Regions from separate parts of the Homo sapiens genome. Here region 2 is linked to region 1. The links are chromatin contacts, found by Hi-C or POLR2A ChIA-PET in ENCODE. All regions are on one chromosome and are shown on one strand. Each heading gives the region's core, a stretch centred on a gene start or an enhancer-like site at or near the end of the contact. The rest is flanking DNA. Distances are from core to core; before and after follow the strand shown.

What was found. Hi-C counts contacts between places; a loop is a spot of excess contacts on that map. ChIA-PET counts read pairs that join two places held with the same protein, here RNA polymerase II (POLR2A). Pooled maps may share reads with other maps.
Region 2: POLR2A ChIA-PET joins it to region 1 with 10 read pairs in activated naive CD4-positive, alpha-beta T cell. The contact joins two enhancer-like sites. A Hi-C loop is called at or near these places in 2 of 50 pooled maps. POLR2A ChIA-PET finds 5 or more read pairs at or near these places in 2 of 52 experiments (CD8-positive, alpha-beta memory T cell and activated naive CD4-positive, alpha-beta T cell).

The regions. Positions count from the first base shown.
Region 1 is chr22:29,418,360-29,421,698 of GRCh38, forward strand. It overlaps a transcript of RFPL1 not described here. Among named protein-coding and RNA genes, the nearest start is that of RFPL1, 19 kb to the right of the region's middle. Within about 2 kb of position 1,797, at least 2 of the 41 ENCODE cell types and tissues checked have a DNase peak (open chromatin) inside an H3K27ac peak, as active enhancers do.
Region 2 is chr22:30,294,842-30,298,180 of GRCh38, forward strand. It overlaps TBC1D10A (TBC1 domain family member 10A), which reads right to left. Exons shown (of 9, transcript NM_031937.3): 4 at 896-1,002; 5 at 100-214; 6 at 1-20. Among named protein-coding and RNA genes, the nearest start is that of CASTOR1, 7.0 kb to the left of the region's middle. Within about 2 kb of position 1,671, at least 5 of the 41 ENCODE cell types and tissues checked have a DNase peak (open chromatin) inside an H3K27ac peak, as active enhancers do.

The DNA.
Region 1 (3,339 bases), core at 547-3,046:
CCGGTGACAAATTAGAGAAATCCAATCTGCACATGTATTTTACTTGCACCACACAGTGTTTGTTTAATATCATCTGGCCACTTAAGACAGGGAGATTTAAAATGAAAAATCCAGATTTCCCATTCTTCTTCGTCTTCTTTTTTTTTTTTTTTTTTTTTGAGACTGAGTCTCGCTCTGTCACCTGGGCTGGACTGCAGTGGCACAATCTCAGCTGAATGCACCCTCTGTCTCCCAGGTTCAAGCAATTCTCCTGCCTCAGCCTCCCGAGTAGCTGAGATTACAGGCATGTGCCACCATGCCCGGCTAATTTTTGTATTTTTAGTAGAGACAGGATATCACCACATTGGCCAGGCTGGTGTCGAACTCCTGACCTCGAGATCCGCCCACCTGGGCCTCCCCAAGTGCTAGGATTACAGGTGTGAGCCACTGCGCCTGGCCCAGATTTCCCATTCTTTTTAAAAACCAGAAGACCTGGCCACACTGGGTCCTCTTCCCCAGCCAGTACTGATCCTCTGGAGTTTCTGAGAGGGTTCATGCCACACCCACTCCATCACCTGCTGCCTTTCCCACCTACTCCAGTTAACTCACTCCATCACCACCTGACCTGTCAGTGTCTGGGCTCGTGATTCCTGTGTAAACAAAACCTTCTATTGGGAAGAAAGTTTTATGAAGGGAGCTGTATGAGGGGAGACATGGGTCCCTAGACACCCTAAAGGAGAGACTGAAGTGGACCCAAGCTATAAACCCTCCCCTGTCAGCCAGCTTCCAGCTGCCACCAGGCCTACTCCTACACACCTGACATCTTTGCCCACGGTCATCGATGCAATCACTTTCTTCACTGCCTCCTTCTTCTTCTCCTTCTTGTCACTGTTGAGCTCTGCCTTCAGCTCGAAGATCTCCCCTAAGGAAAGGAGGCAAGCATGAGTGATCCCTCCCTACCCTGGCAGGGGACAATTCCCAGTATCTAACTTCCAAAAGAACCGGAGGGAGGCACGTAAGACATCCTATGCTGTTGGCTGAGGGAAGCTTCAGGCGCCTGGCCTCAGGTGGGCCAGGCAACAGTGAGGGATGACTGTTAGGACAGGAATTAACAAGATGGAAACTTGTAGGCCGGGTGCAGTCGCTCACACCTGTAATCCCAGCACTTTAAGAGGCTGAGGATCAGCTGGGCACGGTGGCTCATGTCTGTAATCCCAGCGCTTTGGGAGGTCGAGGGAGGCAGATCACGAGGCCAGGAGATCAAGACCATCCTGGCCAACGTAGTGAAACCTCGTTTCTAATAAAATACAAAAAATCAGCGCGATTTTTTGGTGCAAGCCTGTAATCCCAGCTACTCGGGAGGCTGAGGCTGGAGGATTGTTTGAGGCCAGAGGTCGAGGCTGCCATGAGCCATGACACCACTACACTCCAGCCTGGGTGACACAAAGTGAGATCCTCTCTCCAAAAAAAAAAAAAAAGAAAAGAAAAAAAAAGAAACTTAGAGGCCACTCTGGATTGAAGCAACAGGAACCATGGAAGCTACAAAGGTTCTGAGGAAGACAAAAGCATCAAAAACATGATGGCAGGCTCTGCTCAGCCAGGGAGCTAAAAACCCAGTGGAAGGCAAAGCTGTCCTCAGCTACCCTCACTCAACAAAAGACCCTTAAAAGGCTCAGTGCAATAGAACCTGAGTACTTAAGGCTTGCGGGGTGAGAGCAGGATTTGTGGATTCCCACATGGAGGCCTTTCCTGTTTTCCTCAAACCTCTAAGACAGCTTGCTCAGGATTTCACTTCCTGAGACACAAGTGGTTGCTCAGCTCTGAAAATGGGAATTCAGCTGCTCCATGAGAGCTCAAGCATGAAATCAATTGTTCTGAAGAACTTCATGATGTGAGAAAAACAAATGAGGAAGTAGGGTTGTCTGGTCCTGCCATGGACAGATAGTCAGGACCCTGATAACAGGTTAGGAGGGCAGATGTCATTTCCTGACCCCTTCTCTCTCTTTTTTTGAGATGGAGTCTCGCTCTGTCACCCAGGCTGGAGTGCAGTGGCCCCATCTCAGCTCACTGCAACTTCTGCCTCCCGGGTTCCAGCAATTCTCCTGCCTCAGCATACCGGGTAGCAGGGACTACAGGCACGTGCCGTCATGCCTGGCTAATTTTTGTATTTTTAGTAGAGATGGGGTTTCACCATGTTGGCCAGGCTGGTCTTGAAATCCTGACTTCGTGGTCTGCCCTCCTCAGCCTCCCAAAGCCTTGGGATTACAGGCATGAGCCACTGCAGATGGTTTTTTGCTTTTTTTTTTTTTTTTTTTTTTTTGAGACGAAGTCTCACTCTGTCTCCCGGGCTGGAGTGCAACGGTGCGATCTCGGCTCACCACAACTTCCACATCCCGGGTTCAAGCAATTCTCCTGCCTCAACCTCCCAGATAGCTGGAACTACAGGCGGGCACCATCATACCCTCCTAATTTTTGTATTTTTAGTAGAGACGGGGTTTCACCACGTTGGCCTGGGTGGTCTTAAACTCCTGACCTCAGGTGATCCACCTGCCTTGGCCTCCCAAAGTGCTGGGATTACAGGCGTGATCCACCGTGCCCAGCCCCCCTGAGCCCTTCTCTAAGCCCAGTCCCATACTAACTTGTTCCCACACATTTTCTTATTTCATCCTCACAACTCTGCATTTCCCTCCATTTCGCAGTGAGCAAATGGAGGCTGTGAGAGGCTCAGTAACGTAAACCCAATGCCAGCAGGTGGTAGGACTGAAACTCAAAACCAGGTCTGCTAGCTCCAAAGCCCATGCTCTCAATCCCTATGCTTGGGCCTACCCAAGATACTCACTTTGCTTTCCTAAACCTGTTTCCTTGTCTCTTTGGCTGGAGCATTGAACCCAGGCATGTCTGTCCACACATCTCTCTTCCCAAAAGAAATCCACTAAAAAACCCCAACCCCAAAATAAAAAAATTAGCTCGGCATAGTGGCACGTGCCTGTAGTCCCAGCTACTTGGGAGAATTGCTTGAACCCAGGAGGCTGCAGTGAGCAGAGATCTTCCCATTGCACTCCAGCCTGGGTGACAGAGACTCTGTCTCAAAAAAAACAAACAAACAACAAAACCCACCCCTGGGACTCCAATACACTCAGCACTACGTTCACCCTGTGGCTCACTAAGCCCCACAAGACTGATCCCTGTGTACCTCTCCAATTGCTTTCTCTCTTTTTTCAATTAGTTGCCCAGGCTAGACTCGAACTCCTGGGCTCAAGCAAGTAATCCTCCCACCCAAGCCACCACCTGGGGCGCCACTGTGCCTGGCTCTAACCTCTTCTTGTATCACCCTCCTCGGTAGCTCATGCCCACTACCTT
Region 2 (3,339 bases), core at 421-2,920, 880 kb after region 1:
ACCAGGCACCAGAAGGCTTGCTGTGGGCAAGAGAGATGTGAGGCCTTGCCGTTGGGGGTTCCCCACCCACCCCCCTGCCTGCCCGGGGCCTGGTGGTACCTCAGCAGGCATATGCATGAGCAAGACAGCGGCAATGGGCGCCTGGGCCTGGCAGTAGCCCTCCTCGGGCCGGTACAGCGTGTAGGCCTTCAGCACACGGAATAGGTCCTGCTGGCTGTGGAGAGGCCGGGCAGAGCAGTGATGACCGGGGTGACTCTGCTACCCACGGCCTTCACCTATGCCCCAGTGGACCAGCCAGCCTCAGAATCTGCCCCTCCCTTGAGAGGGAAGGTGATCTGCTTGTGGTCACCAAGGGGTCAGTCTCCTACTGGAGCACATGGACTCTCACGTGCCCAGAAGGAAGGAGGTGGGGAAGGTCTCCCCCATGACAGGGGAGGGCAGAGGCTCAAAGAGAAAACAGGGAGCAGGGCCAGGGCGGGATGTAAAGCTATGTCAGGGCTGGAAGTAGGGGCCCCTCACTCAGCAGCTATGGCCCCTTGGCCGGGCCAGCTTTGTCCCTGCATCTGTCTTGGTCCCCTTGCCTGCCCTATCTCTCCCCTGCATACCCTCCACTCACCCAATTCCCTCTATCCCTCTTTCTCGCCAACAAAACCTGTTTCCGGAAGAGGGCCAGGCTGGACAAGCTCTAGCACTCTGGAGTCAATGAGGAAAGCCCCCCCAGAGGTAAGAGGAGATGCTGAGAACACACATCAGACTCAAACCAAAAAAAGGGAAATGCTAAGAGTGGAGTTGGGGGCACCGAGCTTCTAAAGCCCTGAACTCACTGTACCTCCTTAGACCCCTTAGAGACAGGCCCTAGAGCCACCTCCCACCTCATGAGGCCCAGCCTGCTCACCCGTGGCCCCCCCGGGACACAAACATCTCATGGAATGGGAACTGCCGGTGCAGGTCACGCTCAATCACGTCCAGCCACTTGGGGTCCCCAGGGGACATGTCCAGCTCCTAGAAGCAAGGGCACAAATTAGGGGCTGGGGAGGATGGAGGTGGGCTTTGCTGACAGGACACGGCTGCCCAGGGATTAGGGGAGGGGGCCCTCCACCAGGGGCAGTGCCCACCCAAGCCCATCACAGACTGGGCCTTCCCAAGGACAGGAAGAGAAGCTCAGGTAAGGAATGCCTGGGCAGGGGCAAAGGGGCAAGGAGGGAAGGGCCCTGGAAACCTTAAACCTGGCTCTAGGAAGACCGATGAGGGCAAGAGTGTCCACTCCAGCTGCGGCTGGAAGGACCTCTAGACATTTCATTCGGGAGTCAGATACATTATGTCACATCCTTAAGACAGAAGGCTGCTTCTCTGAGCAATAGCTACCAGCTGTTCCCACTTCTCTGAGCCAGGCGCTAAGCTGGGCACAGGGTACCTGTGGGCCTTACTGATCCTGCTCCCCAACCTCCAGAGATAGGACCTATCATTACACCCTGTTCGCAGATGAGAAAACTGAATGTCAAGGCCTCATGTCAAGGTATTTAACTCTGGCTAGAAAAATGGTGGAGCTGGGACTGGAAGCCAGGTCTGACTCAAAGCCGTCCATCCCAGCTCCTCAGCTACATGCCTCCCTGTGCAGGTGGCGTCAACTATCCAGGAAGCCAGGTGTGTGTGAGATCTGCACAGAGCTCTTTCTGGAAGGACATGACATCTGTCAAACCATTAACCTCAGATACTTCTCTGGGTGCCGAGGTTTCAACAAAGTTTTACTCTTTTCTTTGAACTTCTGTGAACGCTTCAGTATGTGCACCTTTACAAAACAACAAAGCCATTACAAAAAGGAAAATCTTTTCTTGGTCATTTGAAATGTTCTCTACCTTGATCTGCATGTTGGTTACATGGATGTGTATTATTTATCAAAACTCACTGAACTGCATGCACATTCAAGATCTATGCATTTTACTGTATGTAAATTCATACCTCAATTTTTAAAAAAGAAAGAAAAAATAAATAAGGAGGAAGCCCAGAGGGCTGAGCAGGGAAGCAGAGTATTCACCAGAGGAACCAGAATGTGCTGAAAGGTGTGGCCCAGGCACCTTCATGGGAGTGTTGGTTTAAGTACAAGTTGCCTGCAGGGCAGGGGCAGCATCAGGGAAGGCCCTCAGGAGGGAGGCCAGGTCCTCAGCAAACATACCCAGTGGGCGCAGACACAGGCCCTGCCCTGACGAGCAGGTGACTTCATACAAGCCCCTTTCCCTCTCTGGCCCTCAGTGGGAGTGTCCTAGCATTAAGCTCAAGAACCTAGGGTGCCAGGAACTTGACTAGAGGGTAAGGACTGAGAGGAGCGGCTGACAGAGTGTTCAGGGCTGGAGGGGACAGGGAGGGGCTGGGGCCTCCACACAGAGCCCTAGAGCAGGCACATAGCGGAGCGGTGGATGCGTGCCTCTGGGGCCCCACACACCCTTGTGATGGGGGTCTGTGTACTGTGCACCTCTAAGTACTGTCTGAGCGCAGTGCAGGTTTGCTTTTGTCAGAATGGGGAAGAGGGCCCCACAAATTCTCCTAGCAGTTCCCATGAGGTAGGAACCCGAAAACCCCGGAAGTCAGTTCCTAGGATGTGTTCATCTGGCACTTCAGCAGCCTAAGGCACTTGGCCACACATGGTTGGTGAGAAAGGAAAAGAGGGTAGCTGCAGATCGAAAGGGCACCGGCAGACAAGCAGGTACCATGGTCATGGGGCCTGTAGCCTCCACCAGCCTGAGGGGTACTGGCGCCATCATAAGGTGAAGCCAGAGAAGAAAGCCAGGTAAAAAAGGACAGGAGGTCCTGCCTGCCCAAGGAAGGAGGAAGAAATAGCACGTGCAGGAGAAGGAGCCACCAGCACCTGCAGAGCCTGCCCTGAATGCTGAGGTTGGGATGGGCCACCTGGACTGGGTATTGAATGGAGGGCCCTGTGGGGAGAGAGCACAGAAACAGGTGCATGCTGCCATCACCAGACCCCCACTGTGCCCTGCCTCGGCACAGGACCCGCAGCAACCAGGGGAAGCTCCTCATGCTTCCTCTGGGTCACCCACAGGCAAAGTCTTTCCAGGTGTGCTCACAAACCATTCTTCCAGCCCCCAGAACCATGCAGGAACCCGTCACTCAGCTTCGGTGCATCAAGAAGGCCTTCTCTGCAAATCCACCTCCTCACACAAGCAACTTTCCAGACCCCCTGGGGGGTGGCTGATTCTTCTCTGGAAGCACAGCTCTACACACACATGCACACAGCTCTGTGTTCTGCTGCACACACACTCATGCTTGCTGAACCACACAGCCAAGAGGCTGACCAGGCTGCCCACGCTCTTGGCTCTCATGCCT